Regions from separate parts of the Homo sapiens genome. Here regions 1, 2, 3 and 5 are each linked to region 4. A link is a loop called in an ENCODE intact Hi-C map of the cell type or tissue named here. Cell type or tissue: A673. All regions are shown on one strand. Region 1 holds the start of PRND (prion like protein doppel). Region 2 has its middle 94 kb from the start of PRNP. Region 3 has its middle 79 kb from the start of PRNP. Region 4 has its middle 41 kb from the start of SMOX. Region 5 overlaps LINC01433 (long intergenic non-protein coding RNA 1433).

Region 1 (5,000 bases), 610 kb after region 4:
GGCAAACACATGTGAATGAAACACAGTCCTTCAACTTCTATGAGCTCAGCAGAATGTGTGAATGGGAGGCTCCGGTGACTACAGTAATAGGCTCTGTGCCAAGTGGCAAAGGAACCACATGGAGACTCGCGGCTGGGTTTGGGAGCAGAAGAGTGGGCAAACCGTAAAGGAGGGTGAATTTAAGATTTTAAAAAAGCCATAGTCCAAATTCTAAAATAGTAAAAGCTGAAAAATAGGCATATTCTATGACCCAGCAAATCTACTCCTGAGTATATATTCAACAGAAATATGGGCACCAAGAAGAACATGCAGGAATATTCATGACAACACTATTCATAAGATCCCAAATGAGAAACCGCCCAAATGTCCATCAACAGGGAAATGGATAAGTAGGTTGTGGAATATTCTTACAATGGAATGAATGATCTATAACTACACACAATGTGGGTGAACCTCAAATACGTAATTCGAGCAAAACACAGACACAGAAGATTATATTCTATATAATTCTATGTATATGAAATACAAAACCAGGCAAAACTAATCTATGGCATGGGACTCAGAAAAGTGGTCAGCATAGGGGAGGGAATTGTGGCGTGAAGAGGCCATGAGGAGCTTGGAGTGTGCTGTCATGCTCAGTTTCCTAATCTAGGTGCAGGTTACAATGGTGTATTTGGTTTGTAAAAATACATAATGCTGGGCCGGGTGTGGTGGCTCATGCCTGTAATCCCAGCACTTTGGGAGGCCGAGGCGGGTGGATCACGAGATCAGGAGATCCAGACCATCCTGGCTAACACGGTGAAACCCCATCTCTACTAAAAATACAAAAAATTGGCCGAGTGTGGTAGCCCATGCCTGTGGTCTCAGCTACTCGGGAGGCTGAGGCAGGAGAATCGCTTGAACCTGGAAGCCGGGGGTTGCAGTGAGCCGAGATGGCGCCACCGCACTCCAGCCTGGGTGACAGAGTGAGACTCCATCTAAAAAAAAAAAAAAACCATAATGCTGGACATTGCAAATATGTGCACCTTTGTGTGGATCTCAGACTTGAATAAAAAGAAAAAATTAAGTATGTCTATTGTCTTAGTCCATTCAGGTTGCTATAATAAAATATCATAAACTGGGTGGCTTATAAACACCACACATTTATTTCTCACTGTTCTGGAGGCTGGCAAGTCCAAGATCAAGGTGCCAGCAGATTGGGTGTCTGGTGAGAACCCACTTTGTGGTTCATAGATGGCCATCTTTCACTGTGTGCCCACATGGCAGAAGGGACAAGGGAGTACTCTCAGGCCTCTATTATAAGGGCACTAATCCCAATCATAAGGGCTTCACCCATATGACCTAATCACCTCCCAAAGATCCACCTCCATTACCATTACCTCGGGGGTGAGAATTTCAACATATGAGTTGTTGAGGGACACAAGCATTCAGACTGTAACAGCTGTTTAGGTAGCTACACAGCTAAATAAGTATTATTTTCCAAATCACATTTCAGCGATTTCTCTACCATTAGGCCATGGGCCAGCAATGGAACCTGGCTTATCCTTCTTGTGTTCTTCTTTTCCTGGCACAAATATGGTTGGTAATCTTGCCAAACAGTAATCTCCCTGGTATAGTTAATTTGGCCTGCTAGGTTATATCCAAACGATCACTGTATTCACCTATAAATGCTCTCAAACTGGTCCAAGGTCTAATCAAAGCTGGAAATTGATCAAATAATGACCCATTCATGCATTCTAGAATTCAGCCATTCCCTGTTGCGTTTTTAGAAACTGGCATAATTTTCTATTATTTACGCGATCTAGAGAACTATGTCATAGACCCCTGCATCATAGAACACCCAGATCTGTGGTCTCCATCTCATTCTTCCTGCTTTCTCAAAGATGATCTACACACAGTTCTATTTCCCAGACTATATAATATAATCCACTTTATGTAACATAGTGTAATTCACTTGGCCCTGGTCTCTCAGTTCTTTTGAAGAAATGAATGTTCTCACACTAATTCCTTGGTCTGTTTGTCGATCTTTACAGGCAGGGAGGGAGGATGCGAGGCAGCATTGGGTCGGCTCCACATTCTCCACATCTGCTTATTGTTTTCTTGCCTTGTTTGCAGCTTCCAGAGCTCCTCCCTGCTTCTGTAGCAATTTCAGTCTTCCCCATTCCTCTGTGCCTTTGTAAACAGCCTTTTGTTCACTAACAAGAGGAATCTGCTGCCACGTCAGCTCTAAACCAACCTCCCACCATTCTCTGGGTAAAGTCCTGCTTAGAAAGGGAATAGGAAGAAGAGGGGTGGAGGGGGTTGGAGATGATTGTGTCTAGTGGGAACAGGCAGGGGGATAGTGCACAGAGTTCACAATGGGACAACGAGCCTGCCGAGGCTGCACTGCCGGCCTGGCTGGGTGACCTTGAGCCTATCTGGGCCTGTGAGCTCACCATGCAAAGGAGCTGGACCACAGAATTCTGAGTCCTTTCTAGCTCTAAACACTGTGGCCCTAAGTATCTATATGTGAAACAAAATTGTCCTGACATTTGTCTCTGGGTACTGAACTATTAGGAGATTTTGATTTTTTCATCTCCATTTTGCAAACAGTCTGTACTAAGATTACACTACTGTGTTTCTGTTTTGTGTGTATTCAGAAGCACAAAAAGTCTGTGGTTCTAGAAAGGAAATAGAAAAGTTCTTAAAAAAAAAAAAGTGGGGAAGTGAAACAAATGTTAAAGTCAGAGGAGAAAGAAAGGCCCAACCGGAGGCCCCAAATCCACCCAGAGCCCAGAAGCCCGGGTTTCCCACCGACCGGCTGCGGTCTTTGTCAGCTCTCTGGCGCTATCTGCTGTCCTTCTCGATAACAACCGTTTAATTTGGTTTGCAAAATTGCTCTGACGCAAATCCACCGTGAACACTGACGGGGTCACATTCAGCATAAAAATCGCATTCTGTTTACAGGAAAATCTGGCCCCATACTTGCTCCCATATTCACTTTTGACTTTGCCTTGCAGTACTAACTGTAACAGGGACACCTGAGCAAGTCCCTTCTGTATAAGGCCCAAAATGGTCACCCAATACCAATGAGTCTCTTGCTTTGGAAAGCCCAGGAATGCACCTCCAGCCCCTTCTGCGCAGCGCTCGGACACCATGTAGAGGAGAAGGCACTCTGCAGAACTCGCCCTCAGCCCGCACCACCTGTCCAGGGGACTGGCTGCGTGTCAATGTGTCTCTGCTCCCGGGGTTCCCGCAGATCTTTAACTTATTGGCCTTTGGGCTAATTCAGTCCTTCAAGCATTCCTCGCCCAACATGCCAGGAAGTCTTCTCACGTGTCTTCCACCCCATACCTACCAGTTCTGTTTTCCCACTACCCGATGAAAGTGTAACCGCCCCCCGGCGCCCCCCCCCCCCACCACCACACACACACCCTGTTGGTCCCATCCTCAGGGCGTGGTGGTCCAGGTGAACGCTTGCCCTCTTTTTGAGCTGAACCTCCCCACAGAGGCTGTCAGCAAAGACTGCTTTGCTGTCCAAGGCCGGCCTTTAGGTACAGGACACTATGCATGTCCAGCGAGGCTTGTTGAAGCCACATCTGTCATAGATATTGATGGGAAAAGCATTTTCCTTCTAACACATCTCATTCCAATTCTAAAAGGCACCTCTGAAGCCTTGCTGAACTTCATCAAGATTTTCACGTGGTTTCCTTAGTAAAGTGTGATGAGAAGGTCCATCCTTCTCAGGATGAAGGAGTGGTCCAGGAAGCCCTGATTGGTCTGCCGGGGAGGGAAGGGCTGCCTTATTTGGAGACCTGCAGGAATGCCACCTCCCCCGGCAGCTCCTATATAGCTGGGCGGACCTGGCTGCCAAGAGGGTGTGCTGGGGGACTGTGCAGCTCGAGGCTCCAGAGGCACACTCCAGAGAGAGCCAAGGTACGTGGGGGGCCACTTCTGTGGTCAGGACTGCTGGTTTCTTATCAAGGCTCGATCCCAGATTGAAAATCATGCAATGATTTCTTTACTCCCACACCTGGGGATGGGTCCCAAGTTCAGGGTAGACTTGCGAGGATACCCAGTCATCACTGGGCTTGCCTTTCTCTAAGTTGGTGCTATAATAAAATGCTACTTTAGGGTTTGTGGGTTGGGATTTTGTTTTGCCTTTAAGCTTCTGCCTATGAAAACTAATCTCTTTCTCAAGAATGCTGTGCTTTTATTTTTTTTATTTGACTCACCTGAAATGATCTATTATGCCATTAATCTTATTTAAGATTTCTCCTTAAAAAAGGAATGATGTGGAGTATGGCCCTATTTAGGAGACTAATGAATATTTGCTTCATGCTTGGATCTCTTTGGAGAAAGTCAGTCTGAGTTCACTGTGCTCAGGAGGCAGAGAGAGTGGGGTGAGGGGGTCCAGATGCTCATAGCCACCCTGGGACAAAGACGAGGCGATGTCTACAAGCAAGGAAAGGTCAGTGAGGCCTCTTTGCAGGCTTCTAGAGATGACTGGATGTGCTTCTAGAGATCACTTCAGCTGTGTTTTGCCTTTTTTTTTTAATATAAGGAGCAATGTGGCATCAGAGTTGAACATTTTATCAGAGGAACATTAGCCACTTTTAGGGAAGCTGCAGCAGGGTGGTGGAGGGTGTGTGAGGGGCGAAACAAGCTCCCTGTCAGCCTCCTCCAGCTCTGGGGCCCCATGGCCTCACAGTAAGTCTTTGCCTAGGAGACAGCTTAGGCAAGCTCCGGTATGGGAACTCCTTCCATTTCCCTAATCCACACAGGCAAAGACCCAGGTGCTAGAATGCCCTGACAGTCGGCCTTGGGAAGTGGATTTCCTTGATGGCTATTGTAGATTCAGGAGCCGAATGTGACAGGCAACCTTAAGGTGTGGGGTGAGGGGCTTTTCCATGACATCAGTGGCAGCCCTTCGGATGTCCCAGGGCCACCTTGACCCGGGACCCTCCTGGTGTTCCCCCAGGCCCTCCTGTCTTCCCTTTCATCTCGTTTTCTCCGAAATT
Region 2 (5,000 bases), 480 kb after region 4:
TTGCGGTTTCCTAACCAGGACCATAATTTGATGTTGTACTTATTAAAGTTTTTTTTTTCAAGCTAGTTTCTCAGTGAAACTTTTCATTAAAAAAGAATTGGAGTTCCTACTCATTTTTGGTTACATTTTTGCTTAGGCTTTTCATACTTTGTTATTGTTACAAATGAAGATTTTCCTTTCTACTTTCCAGGTTATAATTGTTGGCACATAGAAAAACACTTTTCTAAGATATTGCTTTTGTATCCAACCACCTAATTTACAATCTCATTTTTAACACGGCATTTGCAATTGATTTTTTTCGTTTCTTGTGTTAAATTATAACATCTTCAAATAATGACAGTGTTTTTTAAAAAATCCTCTTCTTTTCCAAGTGTTAAAAAATATTATTCCTAACATTTCTTATTAAAATGACCAGAACTCCCAAATTTTCAAATTAAAAGAGTACTCTGCCTTCTGGTTTTTGTTTTAGTGAGAATGCCTGCTGTGATCTAAATGTTGAAATCCTAACCCCCAAGGTGATAGTATTAGGAGATGGGGCCTTTGGGAGATACTTAGGTCATGAGGAGCCCTCATGATTGGGATAAGTGCTCTTATAAAAGAGACCCCAGAGAGCCGGCTATCCCCTGCCACATGAGAGGACACAGCAAGAAGGTACCATCCATGGGGAAGGAGGAGACTTCCTTGTCAGACACCGAATCTGCCAGTGCCTTGATCTTGGACTTTGCAGGCTTCAGAACTGAAAGAAATAAATTTCTGTTGTTTACAAGCTACCCAGTTGATGGTATTTCATTATCGCAGCCCGAAGGGACTAAAGCAATGCCTTTATTGTTTAAATGTCAGGAATGGCATTCACTGTGATTATAGTAGAATGCTGTTATAATAGTCAGTATAAGTACATTGATGGTCCTAGGCAGTGGTCCTCTGCTCCTGGTTTACAATGAGTTTCCTCTCAGTAATGATGACTGAGTTGTAATTGATTATGCTCAGGATTTATTGAGATGACCATATATTTTCTTTTTTTAAGGAAAATTTCTATTATTTTAATTATTTTTATGTACAGAAAACTCAACAGCGTACATTTAACCCAGTTTAGTCGCAAGTTCTTTAGCCTTCGCCTTTTTTAGCTTGGTGATGCGAGCCACAGACTTGGGACCCAGGACATTACCTCCCCAGTGACAGCAGATCTCATCGTATCTGTCGCTGTAATTGGTCCTGATAGTTTCCACCAGCTTAGCCAAAGCTCCTTTGTCTTCCAAGTTAACCTGTGCGAAGGCAGCAGTGGTGCCTCTCTTCTTGTGGACTAGAAGTCCCAGTCTTGACTTCCCCTTGATAAAGCAGTAAGGGCCCCCCATTTTTTATGACACAGGGCAGGCAGGAAGACAACCAGCTAGAAGAAAGCACTAGCTGAAGAGCATATTTTGACCAAAAGCAGTAAATTTCAAAGCTAGCTGGGTAGCAACTGCTCTGGGTTAAAAAGTTCACGTATCTGCCCTTCAAGGCAGATGACTATATATTTTCTAATGTTTCCTATGGGTTTGATGTGTGATATTTAGATTTCTCCATAGCAAGCAATTCTCCCATTCTTGGGTTAGATGCTGTTAGGGGAAGGGTCACTCTGGCAGAGGCAGGTCTGCACACCTGGGTTGTTGCTTTTGCACACACACACCCGCCCCATTTTACACTGCACACCGCAGAACTTCACCGTTTCACACATTCAGAAATGAAGGCCTCCGTGGTGTAAACAAGTTGCCCAAAGCAACACAGCTTCCAGGACGGAAACCTTTGGATTGTTGGTCCAGTCGATTTAACTGTATCTGAATGGTGTTTGATTGCTTGTGTGATCCTGGCTGGGAATATTCTCCTTTCTGGACTTCAGTTTCCCCATAAGACCATATACTCTTCTGTAGACATTCATTCTACAGTCCAGGAGAGTACCTGGAAGGGACATTAATTTCTCTCTCCCTTTTCCCCACGGCCTATGCATTATTGTTTCAAGCCCATCTCCCCCATGGCCCATCTACCCGCAGCCAGCTCTGACCTGAAGGCCGGGTCAAAGGGGTGCTAGGAATTCCAGGTCGGTGATTGGCCTTCTTCTCTTACTCTATGTAGACTCCAGCCTACAATTCCTAGTAGGGAAAGAATAACCATCTCTAATTTGCAAGAGCTCAGGGTCTCGGGTACAGACAGGAACTGGCCCCTGCCAGGGGCATTCCCAGGGCGTTGCTCCTGGGATGGGCAGAGGGACCAGTGGGCAGGCCAGTAATGCCAACATTCAGAGGGTCCTCCTGCGGGCGGGGGCTTCCTGGAGGAGGTGGCCCTCAAGAGGGGCTTGCTTTCGATAGTGGGGGTGTTGTATTCCGTGCGGAAGGACCCTCCCGTTGTGTGGAGGAACCGCACAGTCCCTTTAATGTGGTATGCTGGTACAGTCACTCCATCTTGACGCCTAGCCCCACCCCCAAACGTTTTCAAGCCAAAGCAAACAGAAGCAAGGCCCAGGTTTAAACTTAAGAGGCTGCCTTCAGATTTTGTTTACTTATCCAGATTTGCAATCTTTCAGGACCCACCAAGGCCAGTTTCTTTTTCAGACTTTGCACTAGGCTATGAGGGCAGGGGGTGGCGGGCAGGGCAACGTCCCATACCGTCTAAATCGCGCCCATACGCTGCCACCTGGGAAAGGGGGCAGAAAGGGGCGGCGGTGCTCTAAAGTGAGGCGGAGCTGGAGGGCTCTGAGGAAATGCCCCGGGGCACCCCCTCCCCAAGGCAGCCTGGAGTGGACGCGCGGCTGCCAGGCTTCCCGCGGAGGACGCGACCCCGGCGGTGCCCGAGGCTGGCGCGCCCTCTCGCGGCCACGCCGGGAACGCCGCCGGCTGAGACCCTCGCGTCCTCGGAGAAGCCTGTGGTTGGTTCCAGCCTAGGCCCGGCGGGCAGCAGCCCACGCTGGGTGTTTGAGGGCAGTGAGGAAAAGGACCTGTCTGCAGAGATCGTCTCTGCTGCAGTCCTTCTGCAGTCCACGCTGGGGAATGCCCTGGTCAGCGCGACAGAGTCCTCCGCTCTCCCCGGCATCCCCTGTCCAAGCATTTCTCCTCTGCCCCCAGCTGTCAGCTACCCCTCCCCTTGCCTCTTTTGCTCGACTCCTTGAATTAACTCAGCCTCGTAGGGGTGTTGATGACTGCTTATTCCTCCCTTTACCTCTAGCCCAGCAGGATATTTCACAACTTTCCTCCAAAGCAGCGGTCAAGATCTGAGTTAGCTCCACGGCTTGCTGACTCTCCTCATGCTCGGGTTCCTCATCTATGAAACGGGGATAACTGTAGTATCTGCGTCCTGATTTGGTGTAAGGTTAGTGAGTTACTACGTGTGTAGCAGACCCGTGCCTCCACACATTCCCTCGGTGCCCCTCCTTCTTCCTGTGCCCCTGTCCTCTGCGTGCCTTCTCTGTGGGGAGACAGCCAGCATCTTCTTGCTTCTCTGTTGCAGGGCTGTCCCAGGCTGCTGGAGCCTCCCTGGACCACATGCAGCAGCCTGGAAGTGCCAGGGATCAGGGGACGTATTTACCTATATTAGAGTTCCCCAGAGAAACAGAACTTATGGGATTACATATATACATGTATACATATGCGTGTGTGTATATATACGTATATGTATGTATGCATGTGTGTGTATACATATATATGTGTGTGTACATATATATATATGAGAGAGAGAAATCGATTTATTATAAGGGATTGCCTCATGATCATGAAGGCTGACAAGTCCCAAGATCTGCATTGGCAAGCCAGGAGATCCCATGGTTGGTTCCAGTCCTAAAGCTGCCAGGCTCAAGAGCCAATGTTTCAGTCCAAGTCCAAAGGCAAGAAGCAAGTTGATGTCCCAACTTGAAGGTAGTCGGGAAGGAGAAATTCCCTCTTAATTGGAGGACGTTCCACATTATTGTTCTATTCAGGCCTTGAGCGGATTGGACAAGGCCCACCCACATTGCAGAGGTCAATCAGCCTTACTGATTTAAATGTTAATCTCATCTAAAAACACCCTATCACAGAAACACTCAGAATGTTTGACTAAACATCCAGACAACCTGCGACCCAGCCAAGTTGGCACATAAAAGTAACCATCACAGCCCCCGAGGGCAGATCTTCATCATGACAGGTGGTTGGGGAAGCAGGAGCCACACTGCAGCTCCACTCTGCACTCTCGCCTGGCCTCCTTCCCTTCCCAGTCCCAATTCCTCACTCCCTGGGTTTTCCTGAGGCCTACCCCTTAGTAAATTACTTTCAAGTGAATCTTCCTTCAAGGGTAGGAATCTGCTCCTTGACATTCCTTATTCACCATCCTTCTGCCCGGGTTGGACGGATCCCCTCCTGGTGCTGGAACAGTCTGTTCCTTCCACAGGATGCTCAGAATGTAAACCATCATTGCAAAGACTGAGGCTTCACAAGGAAGATTCCTTCAAACTCATGGTAAAACATAAACTGAAAACATGAGAAATTGCATATTTTTCTGCCCATCTCCTGGGCACACAGAAGGACACAAAGAGCTTGGCTCCTCACATCACCTTCATGGGCACTTTATCAACGATAACATGAGAACAAGTCTGGCTGATAACAGGATTACGTGATTGTAATTAGATGGATAATTATTCACACGTGGAAGGGTTTGATGACTGGGTCTTGAGAATAGGAGCTATAAATACACATATTAGAAAAGGATTCCATTAAAAGTGAACCTAAAGCAATTGAAAAGCTTCTGATGGATCATTAGCCATTTAAAGAGATTTTTGTTGCTAATGTGTCACTCTTTTCACCTTTTACTAAAAAGCTTCAAAAAGGAAATCAAAGCATCTGACATTGTAATGTAAATCAATGGGGAGAAGGCATTAAATTTATAAAAGTTCAGTTTTTATGCAGCTTCTCCTAAACCCAGCTGTGATACAAATTGAAGTCTACTTTGTGTACATTGGCATAAAATGAGGTCCATTATAAACATATATTTTAGTAAATTCA
Region 3 (5,000 bases), 500 kb after region 4:
TACTGAAAATCATGTTAACGGGGCCATCCTCTTATTTTGCACACATCTTTATTTGTCCTTTTTGCTTCTCACTTATCTCTGGTGCTTGGAACCAATCCATCATTTTTTATGGCTTCTGGGCTTTGTATCATACTTTGAAAGGCCTTTGTGCCTCTGAGGTTATAAAAGAATTCTCTCTTGCTTCTATCACTTTTATGAGTTCCCTTTTTAGACTCCTTTTTAGATTAAGTCTGACCCATCCAGGATTAATTTTAGTGTAATATAAAAGGTATAGCTCTAATTCCACATTTTTCCAAGTGGCCTCTCAATTCTCCAAATCCCCGGATTTCAATGATCCTTATTTTTCCCCTATTGATTTAAAACTCCACCTCTATTATGTAGTAAAATTCCATGTGCATTGGGTCTGATTCCTTAACTTTCTTTTGCAAATACCTTCCATCGATCTGTCTAATCTGTTTAAATCATTATAATTTTGTAACATATTCTAATATTTGGTAGCATTGTTCTGTCCTTCATTATTCTCCCTAGAGGTTTCCTAGTTATTCTTTTTTTAAATAACAAATAATAATTGTACATATTCATGAGGTACAATGTGATGCTTTGATGTACGTATACACTGAAACGATTAAATCAAGCTAATCAACATATCCATCACTTCACATATTTCTCATTTTTGTGGTGATAACATTTGAAGCTTACTCTCTTAGCAGTTTTTAAATATACAAGACGTTAATTGTAGTCACCACGAAGCTATTCCTGAATGTTTATTTTTTCCATGGAAACTTTAAAAGCAATGAATCTAGCTCCTCCAAATCAAGTTTCTATTGATTTTTTTGTTAGTCACCCTAAATTTTTAAATTAACTTGGGGAGATTTTGATGGTATTGAGTTTTCCCATCCAAGAACAGGGTCTGCCTTTCCCTTTGTCCAAGTCTCTGACTTCTCAGAAGCATTTTTGAAGTCTTAGGCAAATCGCTTTTCACATTAAATGTAAGCCTATATCTTCCATCTTTTTTACCGGTATGGTAAATGGGGCCTCTTCTTCCACTGTATCTTCTAACTAGTTGCTATTTGAAAGCTATTTTGTTCCATATGTTAATTTTGTACTTGCCACTTTACTGATTACCTTGCTATGTGTAATATTTTTTCATTTTATTTTCTTGGATTTTCTGGGTACACAATTGTAACACCATCTCAGATGTTGATGATTTTCCTCCTCTTTTCTAATTTTTAAACTCCTAAAATCATTCTTTTTTGGTTAATTGCATCGACCTTTAGAATATTAAACAGTACAGTGGTAGTGGATGGCTTTTCTCATCCCAAACTTATATGAAGATGCTTCTAATGTTTTCCCATTAAACGCGATGCTCATGTCTGGGTGGAGATGGATGTATTTTATACCACTAAGGATGTGTCCAGCTCCACATTGGGTAGCAGGTTGGTTCTTGGTTTAAAAGACATACTTTCTATCTGGTTAAGGAAGAATCCATCACACCTATTTGTTTTTCTTGTTTTTTCAGACAGGTTCTTGCTCTGTTGCACAGGCTGGAGTGCAGTGGTGCATGGCCTCATGTGATCCTCCCCCTTCAGTCTCCTGAATAGCTGGGACTACAGGAACACGCCACCTTGCCTGGCTAATGTTTCTAAATTTTTGTAAATATGGGGTCTTGCTGTGTTGTGCAGGCTCATCACACCTGTTTTACGAGAACTTTAGGTTTGGGACTAGATAACATTTAGTTAATTAGAGCTTCAGTACCCATCTACCAACCATAAGATATTCATAATCTCTTTGAGCTTCAGGTAAAATGTGATAATACGTCCCTTCTAGAACACTGTAAAGTTTAATTGAGAAGGAATGAATGGAAGGCACCAACACAGTACTTGACACACAGCAAATGTGCAGTAAGTGATAATTCCTTCCATTCTCATTAACAGTATAGGGTTTGTTTTGTTTTGTTTTGTTTGTTTGTTTTTGTTTTAGTTTTCTTGAGATGGAGTTTTGCTCTTGTCTCCCAGGCTGGAGTGCAATGGCACGATCTCGGCTCACTGCAACCTCCACCTCCCGGGTACAAGCGATTCTCCCACCTCAGCCTCTCGAGTAGCTGGGACTACAGGCACATGCCACCATGCCCAGCTAATTTTTGTCTTTTTAGTAGAGATGGGGTTTCACCATGTTGGCCAGACTGGTCTCAAACTCCTGGCCTCAAGTAATCCGCCCACCTCGGCCTCCCAAAGTGCTCGAATTACAGGCATGAGCCACTGCACCCGGCCTACAGGGCAGTTCTTTTTGGTTTTCATTCTTTTCGCTTTTTTAAATGAAAGCAAGTTTATTGGGAAGTAAAGGAATAAAAGAATGACTACTCCATCAGCAGAGCAGCCCTTTCTGGGTTTTCTTAATGTGACCATGATGATAATTTTCCTTGCATCCAAACTATAAACTCTATTTGGTTAAAATATATAAATATCACTAATCCACATAAAATATTAATCTGATTAATAAAATACAATTTTATATTTTTGCCAATTGTGAGATTCTCAGATTGGTCCCGTACCTTTTACTTTTGGCCTTGGCCGATTTTTTAACTTAAAACATGTTTGTGTCATGATTTTTTTTTTCCGTGTTTTGGAACATTTACTGTGCTACTGTCTGGGAGTGGGTGGGTAATTCTCACCCACGGTGGGATCTTGAATTCCTGACCACTTTGGAATGTGTTGACCCTGCACTGCTTTTACTCAACACTAGGGGGCAGCATTGTAAAAGAAACCTGGCGATGCTTCTCAGTAGCACCATGAAATGTTAACCGGATTAGAGCCTGAGTTAAAACGCTCTTGAAGGAGTTTAGTCTTTGCCATTTCAGTCTATTTCAGAGGCCTCTTCATAAAACTGTGGGTGTATCGCCGGGTGAGGTGGCTCGCGCCTGTAATCCCAGCACTGTGGGAGGCAGAGGCGGGCGGATTACTTGAGGTCAGGAGTTAAGAGGCGCCTGGCCAACACGGAGAAACCCCATCTCTACTAAAATACTAAAAATACAAAAATTAGCCGGATATGGTGCGAGCTTGTAATCCCAGCCACTCGGGAGGCTGAGGCACAAGAATCGCTTGAATCTGGGAGGTGGAGGTTGCAGCCTGTGGGACTGAGAGGGAAAAAAAAAAAAAACTGTGAGTGTGCAAAAAGCACTCAGTAAATGGTGTGGACTAGCACAGCCACCTCTCTCACCTCCTTCACGTTTTGATTCAAATGTCCCTGACCAACCTGTATGAAACTGCAGCCTGCCCACTGGCCTCACCTCCCCATCCTTCTTACCATTCTCTACTTCTTTCCATAGCATTTAACAAGTTCTAACATTTTAATTTCCTTATTTATTATGGCTTATTGTGTCTCCCCACTTTCCCCCTAAAATCTAAGCTCTACAGGGGCATCGTCTATTTTGTTCAGTGGAGTACCCCAAGTGCTTAGAACAGTGTCTGGCACAAAGTAGATGCCCAAATAGTTCTTTGTTAATGATGTGGAATTTGTCATGACAGTGGTGAGGGTGGTGGCAATGTCTGAGGTAGGGGCAGTGGAGGTGGGGAGGCTGGTGACAGGGTGGAGATAGGGGTGATGTGGCAATTGTCATGATGCTTACTGTACTGTGGTTTGGTCAGGGTCCTCCGGCAAGTTGGAATCTAAGCCTGAGGCTGGATGAGGATTTCTAGAGATTTCACAAGGGCTTATCACCATGTGAGCACACACAATGGGTTCCTAGGCGAAAGTGGGGGAAACTGTTCACACTCATACATGCATGCATACACACACACATGCATGTGCACACACACATGCACACACACACGTACACACACACACACAAGTCTGTATTCCTGGCCCTCCAACAAAGGTGCTGTACAAGGGAGTGATGGAGGAGCTAGGAAGGTTGACCAAACTATCACTTACCGAGCTCATCATGCAGGTTTGTTCTTCTAAGAAAGGATTCCCTATCACCATATTGCAGGCTCTAAGGTGAAGAAACACATTCAAAATCATGCCTGGAACCATCACAGTCTAGCCTGGTGAGGAGGTTGCAGGCAGGGCCCCTCCTGACATGGACAGGGCACAGGGCGAGATGATCAGTGAGCAGTTACCACATATCTAGATAATTACAATGATAAACACACCTAACAGACTATTAAATAAAACATGTCTATCCTCCTCCATTAACAAATACACCCTCATGAAGCCCTGCAAGGCTGCTGGACTCTCAGAATTCCACACCAGGACACGGCAGCCCGGGGAGAAGCCCCCAGCTGCCCACTTCCCTCATCCAACCTCTGAGGGGCACCGCACAAAAGATACCCCAATTTGCACATCCCAGCTCTATCCACACCCTCCACAAGAACGCTGACCCTTGGGCCCCCTCGGGCCGAGGGCTGTGCACAAGGATAGTGCTGGCCCCTTGGGAGGACAGGCCCTGGGAGGCAGCCATGGCAGGTCCTGGAAAGCATGCTTAAGGCTTTGGGGCTGGGAATTCTAGCATCCCAGGCACCCAGAGCAGGGGCAGAAGGAAGAGGGCAAGCTCTGGCCAGATGTGCTCTGGGCTGATGGGCCCCTCGCACCCTGGGGGAAACGCCAGTTAGGAACCTCAAAGTCCGACACCTGGGGCAGGTGCAGGTCTCCTGACTGCAAGAACTACCGGGACTACTGTTGTTCTGCAGGGCTTACAAAGCGCATCCCTGTTCAAAGAAAGTTTGAAGAATGAAGTCAGTGGTGGGGTCCCCTATAGCTGGGGAAATAGAGAAGAAGAAAGGACCTTGGCAGGAAGTAGCCCAGCCATCCCTAGCAGCTGAGAAATTCCCTCCACCAGTTGGCACCCTCCTCCCCCAACACTTCTCAGGCCACAACAGAGGGAAGAAAGGCTGGTCTCAAAGCACACCTCCCTGGGCCTGTGTGGAAGGCTGGCAGCCTCTGGCCCTGGCCCATTTCCTCCTCCCATTAACATAAGGGGCTCTTGGCTTCCGCTGGAGGTC
Region 4 (5,000 bases):
AGCAGCACAGCTCCAAACACAAACGAATCAGCGGGCAGAGGCGCAGAGGGCAGGTCGCCAGCAGGCAGCAGAGCCAGTTCACAAGCCAAAGCGAGGGAAGAGAGACCCCTGCCATCACGGTCACTGCCCACATGCCCTGCTTGCTGTGCCAACTGTTGGGGTCCATTGTGCCTCTGTGGGATGACCACATGTGTTGGGGTATCGAAGAGTGTGTGTCATGACATCTGCAATGGGCATTTAAAAGTTGCAACCTTGGCCAGGCGCGGTGGCTCACGCCTGTAATCCCAGCACTTTAGGAGGCCGAGGTGGGTGGATCACCTGATATCATGAGTTTGAGACCAGCCTGGCCAACATGGTGAAACCCTGTCTCTACTAAAAATACAAAAATTAGGTGGGCATGGTGGTCGGTGCCTGTAATCCCAGCTACTCGGGAGGCTGAGGCAGAAGAAGCACTTGAACCCGGGAGGCGGAGTTTGCAGTGAGCCGAGATTGCACCACTGTACTCCAGCATGGGGCATAAAGCGAGATTCTGTCTTTAAAAAAAAAAAAATATTGCATCCTTAAGGCTTTAGGCAGGGGAGGGATGAGGCTGAAGAGGGCCAGAGAAAACCCTCTCAGGCGCTGCAGTGGGGCAGAGGGGATGGAAGTAGGAAGCGCATAGGGAGAGAAGATGAGTTTGGCTAACCATCTTCATAGTCCAAGGAGATTGAGAAGCTCTTGCTCTGTGGTGGTGCGGGGGAAAGGCAGCAGAGGAGAAGGGCTGAGAGCAAGACTCACTCACTCACGATTGGGAGCAGCACAGCGCCTACTGGCTCAAAAAAAGGCCAGCCATGGTGGCTCACACCTGTAATCCCAGCACTTTGGAAGGCTGAGGCAGGAGTTCCCAGTGCTGGGTGAGCCCAGGAGTTCAAGACCAGCCTGGGCAAGATGGCAAGACCCCAACTCCACAAAAAATGTAAAAATTAGCCAGGGATGGTGGCTTGCCTGCAGTCCCAGCTACTCTAGAGGCTGAAGTGAGAGGATTGCTTGAGCCCAGGAGATCGAGGCTACAGTGAGCTGAGATCATGCCACTGCACTCCAGCCTGGGCAACAGAGTGAGACCCTGTCTCAAAAAGAAAAGAAAGAAAAAACCCACAAAAAACCTTGGCTTGGGGCCAGGCATGGTGGCTCACACTTGTAATCCCAGCACTTTGGGAGGCTGAGGTGGGCAGATAACGAGGTCAGGTTTTCATGACCAGCCTGACCAATACGGTGAAACCCCGTCTCTATTAAAAATACAAAAATTAGCCGGGCCTGGTGGCAGGCGCCTGTAATCCCAGCTACTTGAAAGGCTGAGGCAGGAGAATTGCTTGAACCCAGGAGGCGGAGGTTGCAGTGAGCCAAGATCATGCCATCGTACTCCAGCCTGGGCGACAGAGTGAGACTCCGACTCAAAACAAAACAAAACAAAACATGGCTTGGACCTAAATTATGTCCCACTGAATTGTGTGTCTTTGTTGCAGCATAAGCTATGACTGATGCTAGGCTTGGGGGAGCAACTCTTACTGTGTGGCGTTTGGTGTGGGTCTCAACCAGACGTCGGCCCCAGATCTATAGAGCCCTCAGGGAGGGAACTAATTACTACTCAGACTACTTGAGTTCAAGAAGCAACTGGGCCCATTATTTAACCCCTGTGTGCCTCAGTTTCCTTACCTGTAACATGAGGGTGTATCAGTTTGCTAGGGCTGCCAGAACACAGTACAACAGAATGGACTGCTTAAACAACAGAAATGTATCTACTCACAGTTCTGGAGGCTGGGAGTCTGAGCTCAAGGTGTCTCAGGGCTGGTTTGTTGGAGGCCTTTCTCCTTGGCCGATAGGCGGCCACCTTCTCCCTGTGTCCTCACAGGATCTTCCCTCTGTCTGTGTCTGTGTCCAAATTTCCTCTTCTTAGAAGTACACCAGTCATATTGTATTAGGGCCCATCCTAGCAGCCTCATCTTAATTACCTCTCCAAAGACCCTATCTTCCAATACAGTCACATTCTGAGGGACTGGGGTCAGGACTCCAATACATGAATTTGGAGGGGGACATAAATCAGCCCCTAACTGGAGGATAATATCAGAATTTATTCCTTCGCAAACTTGTAGAGTTGATTGAATTAAGACACGTAAAGTGCTTAGAACACTAATAGAAAATGCTTTTTACTACTACTATTATTGTTATTTAGAGACAGCATCTTGCTCTGTCACCCAGGCTAGAGTGCAGTGGCATGACCATAGCTCACTGCAGCTTCGAACTCATGTCCTCAAGCGATCCTCCTGCTTGGTCTCCTGAGTCGCTAAGATTGCAGGCGTGCACCACCAAACCCAGCCTGTTTGTTTTCTTCCTTTCTCTCTCTCTCTCTCTCTCTCTCATTCTTTCTGATAGAGTCTTGCTCTGTCACCCAGTCTGGAGTACAGTGGCGTGATCACAGCTCACTGCAACCTCCGCCTCCCTCAAGTGATTCTCCTGTTTCAGCCTCCTGAGTAGCTGGGATGACAGGCACGTGCCACCATGCCCAGCTAAATTTTGTATTTTTAGTAGAAACGGGGTTTCACCATGTTGGCCAGGCTGGTCTCGAACTCCTGACCTCAAGTGATCCACTGCCTTGGCCTCCCAAAGTGCTGGGATTACAGGCATGAGCTACTGCGCCTGGCACCCAGCCTGCTTTCTATTGTTTAAGATGCAGAAATGACGTATGAAAGCGGGGCAGCCACTTTACAGGTTTCCCCAAGCTCCTGCCTCCCCTGAAATTTGGCTCCTTTGAGTCCTAATGGTTCTCGGACCCCATGCCCTCAGAAGCCTTCCCTACTTGCTTCAGGCGCCTCCCTTCTGAGGTCACAGCTCTGAGGCCAGGATCCTCTGTAACCGCCTTCTCCCCACGAGGCAGCCTGATTGCGTGGCCCCTTGAAAGCAATTAAGCCTGTGGTTTTCAAACTGTGGTCTCCAGACCATCAGCATCACCTGGAAACTCGTTAGAAAGGCACATTCTTGGGCCCACCCCATACCTCTGTGTTAATAAACCCTCCCGCTGATTCTAATGCGTGCTCCAGGCTGAACAAGAAGGTCCTCAGTGAAGGAATCAATTCTGCCGAACTACCGCTTGGGGACAGCACAGGACCACAAGGTAACCATGGCTGATGAAAAGCACCCGCAAATTGCAAAAGCCTCTCACTGCCCTTCCGGCCTCCAGTGTTGCTGTAAGCCCCCTTCAGTTCTCCCCACATACCCTGCATGACCTCTGGAAACCTCATACCTGATGGTGTCACTGGTTCAGAATTCTTCAGCAGCTCCCTAGGACATGAAAGGTCCTTCATTTGCTGAGCAGTATCTCCTGCCAGGTGCATCTTGCACGGGCTCCTCTCTCTCTGTCTCTGTACGTTCCCTGGGGTCGGACCCACCTGGGTTCGAATTTCAGCCCTGCCATTTACCGTCTGGGCGTGATGTGGGCAAGATACATCATTTTGAGCCCCTCATCTATGAAATGGGAGCAGTTAATAAGACTTTTCTCATGGGGCGGTTATGAGAGTCGGAGACCTCATGTATAAAGAGATTTTAGCCTAGGATCATGCAAACAGTAGGTGCCTGATATGCAGCAACTCTGCTTCCCCATCTGCACTGCCAAGTGCAAGAGGCAGTTGCCCACAGGCCCATCTCCGTGCCGGGTGTAGTAGGTGCTGTCTGAGTCCCACCAATCCTCTGACTTCGTGGCTTCCATCTGCCAGAACCTGTGTGTCTTTGCCTGGGGCTTTCTCTGGCTGCTGGTATCCACTGTGGTACCAGGGCCATAAATCTCTGTAAATTGGGGATGATAATAATGCCTACCTCATGGCACTGTTGGGAGGCCTTGTTAGTACCCTGCGTAGAAGGGGGCCTCAGATGTTGGGGTGCTGTTGGGGTGCTGTCTCTGTAACTCGCCTACCCACAGGAGTAGCCGTATCAGGAATACTGGGCAGTAGATGAAAGACGTGGGCCTGGCTCACATGGTGGCTCTCTGCTCTGCCACCCAGGCCGGCACCTGAGACGCCTGAATTGATGTCATAGGATGTAAGAGGACACCAGGAGCCTGGGGCTGCCAGTAACCCTGGCACCTTGGCAGGGCAGTGAGTTCTTCATAGCCTCTGAGAACCTGGACCATCTCAAGCTGGGGACCTGGAGGTGACTCAGCCCCTCAGCCTGCAGCCTGCAGGGCCAGAGGGACCTGCACTTTCCTGGGTGGGTGGGTGAGGGGCATAGACCTTGTCCAAAGTCACTGTCATCAGGACCCCACTCTTTCTTGTGGTTGCTTCCTGGGGGTTTCTCTGCCCTTTATCTTCATGTTCTGTGTGGGGCTAATCTGGCCCTTGGATGCAGTAGGCATTTATCTATGTGACTTGATGTAAGGGGCTCCAAAAATGCCCCCCGCCCAACCAGCCTAAATATCTCCCTGCCAGACTGTCATACTGTCTGTGCATGAAACCCCTGGCTTCAGCATTGCCCTCTCCCATTTCCTCGTATTGAAATAGGTGGCAAGCTGCAGTCAGGACTGGCAAAGAGCCCTGTGCAAAATGAAAATGGAGGGCTCCTCGTCCAAAAGTTAGGAAGAATTTCAAGGCAACAACAGAAGAGAATTCAACTAAGCACGGGGCCCTGCACTGCTGCACAGGCTGTGCACTCTTGAAGCCAGCTCTGCCTGCAGCCTGAGCTCTTAGCGAGACAGGATCACCTCCTTTCCTTGCACCAGTGAGGAGCCCTGGAGCTGCCCAGATCAAGGACACAAAGACAAAACGAGCCTCTTTACTCAGCTCAGGACAATTGTTGTTTTCGGAGATGGGTGAAGCTCAGGGCCCTCTGTCCAGCTGGCCTAACTTCAGGGCCTCCTGAAATTCCTCTGGGTTCTCCAGGCCCCTGGAGTCCTGGCAGTTGATGGGGCATTTTCTGCCTATGGCCTGGCTGGCCCTGAGCTTGTCCTTACTCTATTGCAGTGTTTGCCTTGCCTG
Region 5 (5,000 bases), 88 kb after region 4:
TTCAGTTCTTGAGAATTGCCTGTCTAATTAGTGGTCTGCCAAACTTAATGGTAGAGTTACAGAAGGCTGTATTCTTTATAATGACTGGCTGGGCTGTTTGTTGAGACTCCTTATTTGTGTAGGACAATCAAGCCATCAACACGCAGGCAGAGTTGTTGCTCTACTAAGGTGGCAGCCAGGACATCTAATCTTGTGTTATGTATTTAATATTAAAAAAGGGGGTCGTTCACTGCCCTGTTTCATACTGTTCAGCTTGAGACTGGTAGGTACAAAAGTCTTCTCACTTCCCATGATTCTAGCGGTGATTGTTTAACACCGATTTTGCCAGAACGTTCAAAGCCTGGATCTCTCTCAGAGAATGCAAAGTGTTAGGCACATTTTATTTCTGCAAACTCTGTGTTTGTGCAATTTCAATGCGTTGGATTGGGTATTCCCTCTCCATTTCACTGTAGTCCCAGCTACTCCCTTTTGTCTTAGATCTGCTACCATCCCACTCCCATACATGGGGCACATGGGGTTACACAGCTGTCTTTCATCCCCAGTTCAAGGTCATGTGGCCACTTTATTATGCCTTGAAGCTCTTTCTTCTCTTCTATGAGCTACTTGGGTGTGCTTTCTGTTACTTGAGCCATTGGTTCCTCCTCTTTTGCTCAAATTAGTTTGGGTTAGGCTTCTGTCACTTCTGATCAGTTCAAACTAATTAAAATTGGTTCCAGGACTGGAGTTTTACATTTGGTCTGTCATTTCACTGGGTCTCTTTCTAATACCCTCAACTCTCTTACCCCCTGTTTTGTTAAAGCCAATTGACACAATTCCAATCAGCATTCAGTCTACAGCTACGGCTGGGCCACCATCAGTTGCTGCTGGAAAAAAACAGAGCCACACCTGCTGGCCGAAGCAAAGCAAATAACAACACTGCCTGCAGAATCTTTCCAGGGACTTAACATATTTAAAGCAGAAATTCTGCTTCTTCCTAAATCTAATCTACCCTTGGTCTTCCACATTTGAGTAAGTGGTACCACCATTTGGCCCAGGGCAAACACCTGGGCCATCATCAACTCCTTTTTCTTTCATATTCCACATCTGATCATCAGATTTGCAATCAGCAAATCTTGTTGGCTCTCCCTACAAAACACATCCTGAGTCTGATGACTTTGAGCCTCCTTCACCGCTCCTCACATCTCTGCTGTGTATGGCTGCAACAGCCTCCTAAGTGGGGTTCCTTTTTCCACGACTGTCCCTTTTAGCCTGTCCTCTACACAGCAGCAGCATGATCCTTTCAAAATATAAATCCAGCCACGCCACTTCCCTGGTTCTTAGTAACAACCATCATGCTAACGATCAAAGGTGATTTCCAACATCCTATGTGATCTGTCTCCCTGGGTCGCACCTCCTCTCCACCCTCTCCTTCCCTTTACCCTGGCTGTCCTCCTTAACTGAAATGCCCCCGTACCCCAGATATTTGCAAGGCTCTTTGCTGCTGCCTTCAGATCTCTACTCAGATGTCACTTCTTTGGGAAGACTTCCTGAGCAAAAGACTTCCTTGAGCACCTTGTTTCCACAGCCTCCCGCACTCTCTGCTCTCTCATCCTGCCTGTTTCTTCATAGTCCTTCTCTTTCCCCGATGTTTTTGGTTTTGATGTTTATGTGTTTATTTATTTTCCCTCAACCCCGAATGTAAGTTCTATGTTCACTTCTGCACGTCCAATGAGTCCAAAATAGTGCCTAGCATAATAGGTTATCAATAAATATTTGCAGAATGAATAAGCAAGGGATTGAAGAAGCCAAGATAAATGGTGGAAATCCGGAGGACACCCCTCTCCACCATCATTTGTCAATAGGCAATTTGGTCTCTTGCTTCATAGACAAAATAGAAGCCACCTGGAGGCAACTTCCTCACCCATCGACAAGCTCACCAGCCTTCATGCCTGTCCTTTGGAGCTTCCCTGCAGACAGTGGCAGGTAAGGCTTCTGCCTCTCCTAGGCTGACCCTCCACCTGTGCTTCCCATGCCTCAAGTGCAGGGACGTCGCCTCGTCCTTTCCGTCCCCTATCATTCTACTTCATCCTTTCTACCCACATTTCACTATGCTCATGTCTTTCCCATCAGCCACCTTCCTCGGGAACCACCTTCCTGGGCCTCTCCTTCAGTCAAGCTGCACAGCAGCATTTTCTACACTTGCTCTGGCGGCATCCTCACTGTCATGCACTAGCGGTTGTTGGTGAGGTTCTTCAGGCTGCAGATGGAGACATGGGAAGGGCTGGACTGGCTCCCCTTCTCACTGTGGCTGGGCAGGGTAGGGGGTACCCCGGCTTCCAGGATCTCTGGAAGCAAGGACAACCTCAAGGGCTGATCCACATCCTCTGGTGCCATCTGCCGCCCAGATGGGGACACAGCCCTCTTGCTGCACCGAGAAAATGTGTGTCCTGGATTCTCCGTGAGCTTTTCTGAATTAAAACAAACAACATAAAATCATGGGAGTGCCTTTAATTACTGTTGAATAAGTGAATAAAATAAGATTATAATATTCTACAGTATCATTTATTTTTCATTCTTAACATTATAAAGAGGGCTTGTTGGCTGGGCGCGGTGGCTCACGCCTGTAATCCCAGCCCTTTGGGAGGCTGAGGCGGGCAGATCACCTGAGGAGTTCGAGGCCAGCCTAACCAAGATGGGGAAACCCTCGTCTCTACTAAAAATACAAAATTAGCCGGGCATGGTGGCGCATGCCTGTAATCCCAGCTACTCGGGAGGCAGAGGCAGGAGAATCACTCGAACCCGGGAGGTGGAGGTTGCAGTGAGCCGAGATTGTGCCATTGCACTCCAGCCTGGGCAAAAAGAGCGAAACTCTGCCTCAAAAAAAAAAAAAAAAAAAAAAAAAAAAAAAAAAAAAAAAAGAGGGCTGGTGGCCCCCGAGATGAGATATTTACTTTTGTTCAATTGTTCATTCTTTTGTTCATCTATCAGACTTTTAATGATTTCCTTTTGTATGCCAGGCTACGTGCTTAAAAAAAGAAAAGCTTCACTATGCTTTAAGACACAAGTTCAGTAAATAAATAAGAAATGTGTGCTTAGTTTGTTCCCTAAGGAAAGCTGGACTTACGGGTTGTATTTGTAATAGTTGTGTGTGTGGATTAAGTAATGTGGGTGTGAGGAATAAGTCACAGGTGTGGATATATCTTATGTGTCCTGTTAAATCTGGCTTCCTAATGGGAACAAAATAAGGTCTTATTTAAAAAATTAGTAAACATATTTATTGGAAGTATAATTGTGTACAATAATACACTGATCACGAGGCTGGGTGTGGTGGTTCATGCCTGTAATCCCAGCACTTTGGGAGGTGGAGGCGAGTGGATCACCTGAGGTCAGGAGTTTGAGAACAGACTGACCCATGGTAAAACCCCATCTCTACTAAATAGAAAAATAATTAGCCAGGCACGGTGGCGCATGCCTGTAATCCCAGCTACTTGGGAGGCTGAGGCAGGAGAATGGATTGAATCCGAGAGGCAGAGGTTGCGGTGAGCCGAGGTTGTGCCATTCCGTGTCAAAAATAAATAATAAATAAATAAAAATACATGGATCACGAGTGTACAGCTTTATAAATTTTGAACCTACCTATGTAACTGGCACCCAGATCAGGAAACAGAAGTATCCCTTTGTTCCTCCTGCCACAGGCCCTCTCCTCCCAAGGGCTACCATTATGTTGACTTCTAATGCTTTAGTTTAACTTGTGCCCATTTTTGTACTTCATGTAAACATGACCCATTTGGTTTCTTTATCTTACCTGGTTTCTTTATTTGGTTTCTTTAGCTTGTGTCTGTGAGGTCCATCCATGTTGTTTCATGTAGCAAGCATTTGTTCACGCTTACTGCTTGATCATATTCCATTGTGTGATATGCCATGATTTGTGTATCGTTTCTCCTGGTGATGGACACTGGAATTGTTTCAAGTTTTTGGCTATTAAAAGCAGTGTAGCTAGCTGAGTGCGGTGGCTCATGCCTGTAATCCCAGCACTTTGGGAGGCTGAGGTGGGCCGATCACGAGGTCAGGAGTTCAAGACCAGCCTGGCCAATATGGTGAAACCCTGTCTCTACTAAAAATACAGAAATTAGCTGGGTGTGGTGGCATGTGCTTGTAGTCCCAGCTACTCAGGAGGCTGAGGCAGAGTAATTGCTTGAACCCTGGAGGCGGAGATCGCAGTAAGCAGAGATCACGCCACTGCACTCCAGTCTGCGCGACAGAGGGAGACTCTGTCTAAAAAAACAAAAAACAAAACAAAACAAAAAACAGTGCAGCTACCAACATTCTAGTATTAGTCTTCTGGTGAATATACGTATATGTGTATATATATGTGCATTTCTTTTTTTTTTTTTCTTTTCTTTTTTGAGATGGAGTCTTGCTCTGTCGCCCAGGCTGGACTGCAGTGGTGCAATCTTGGCTCACTGCAACCTCTGCCTCCCGGGTTCAAGCAATTCTCCTGCCACAGCCTCCCGAGCAGCTGGGATAATGGGTGCCCACCACCATGCCCAGCTAATTTTTGTATTTTTAGTAGAGACTGGGTTTCACCATGATGGCCAGGCTAGTCTCGAACTCCTGACCTCAAGTGATATGCCTGCCTCGGCCTCTCAAAGTGCTGGGATTACAGGCGTGAGCCACCGTGCCCGGCCTATATATGCATTTCTATTGGATCTATACCTAGGAGAAGAACGGACGGGTCACAGAGTAGGAGTGGTTTAGCTTTGGGAGTTCAAGGTATAATGGCTCCAAGCTCCCACATTCCACACTAGCAGGAAGTGTAGATTTCTCCCTGGTTCTCCTCCAAGGCTATTGACACTGAGTCATTATGCATCTTAGTTCTCTTCTCCCTGAGAAAATTCACCTGAGCCTCCTTCTAGTTAATCTCACCACAGCTGGCCTCTGGGGGTTCTGCAGCCCTCATTTCTATCAAAGCATCTTTGGAAGGTTCTTGGGGCCACCACAGATACCAGGCAGCCAGCACA

The links. Hi-C counts contacts between places; a loop is a spot of excess contacts. Peaks named below come from ENCODE experiments on the same cell type or tissue, not always from the same donor. Only the 100,000 strongest peaks of a DNase experiment are listed, where the experiment ranks them.
Region 1: a loop joins it to region 4, with 9 times the contacts of the local background. A loop is called at or near these places in 15 of 110 quality-filtered maps.
Region 2: it touches region 4 in a loop (9-fold over the local background); 68 of 110 quality-filtered maps call a loop at or near these places.
Region 3: it touches region 4 in a loop (8-fold over the local background); 68 of 110 quality-filtered maps call a loop at or near these places.
Region 5: it touches region 4 in a loop (7-fold over the local background); 10 of 110 quality-filtered maps call a loop at or near these places.

Annotation. Positions count from the first base shown.
Region 1 is chr20:4,718,055-4,723,054 of GRCh38, forward strand. PRND (prion like protein doppel) reads left to right here and starts at 3,855. Exons shown (of 2, transcript NM_012409.4): 1 at 3,855-3,915. RefSeq lists an enhancer at 2,558-2,777. In A673, a CTCF peak has its summit at 2,838; a DNase peak (open chromatin) is centred at 2,807; H3K27ac peaks cover 750 bases.
Region 2 is chr20:4,589,914-4,594,913 of GRCh38, forward strand. It overlaps the pseudogene RPL7AP12. Among named protein-coding and RNA genes, the nearest start is that of PRNP, 94 kb to the right of the region's middle. RefSeq lists a silencer at 2,800-2,949. In A673, a CTCF peak has its summit at 2,865 (motif pointing left); DNase peaks (open chromatin) are centred at 2,568 and 2,788; H3K4me3 peaks cover 355 bases; H3K27ac peaks cover 1,946 bases.
Region 3 is chr20:4,604,683-4,609,682 of GRCh38, forward strand. No RefSeq gene overlaps it. Among named protein-coding and RNA genes, the nearest start is that of PRNP, 79 kb to the right of the region's middle. In A673, a CTCF peak has its summit at 2,717 (motif pointing right); a DNase peak (open chromatin) is centred at 2,789.
Region 4 is chr20:4,105,686-4,110,685 of GRCh38, forward strand. No RefSeq gene overlaps it. Among named protein-coding and RNA genes, the nearest start is that of SMOX, 41 kb to the right of the region's middle. RefSeq lists enhancers at 3,174-3,726, 3,727-4,278, 4,612-5,000. In A673, a CTCF peak has its summit at 3,110; a DNase peak (open chromatin) is centred at 3,136; H3K27ac peaks cover 883 bases.
Region 5 is chr20:4,193,417-4,198,416 of GRCh38, forward strand. It overlaps LINC01433 (long intergenic non-protein coding RNA 1433), which reads left to right. Exons shown (of 3, transcript NR_033917.1): 2 at 1,866-1,962; 3 at 2,110-2,537. Among named protein-coding and RNA genes, the nearest start is that of LINC01433, 2.8 kb to the left of the region's middle. RefSeq lists a silencer at 1,820-2,001. In A673, a CTCF peak has its summit at 2,394 (motif pointing left); a DNase peak (open chromatin) is centred at 2,375.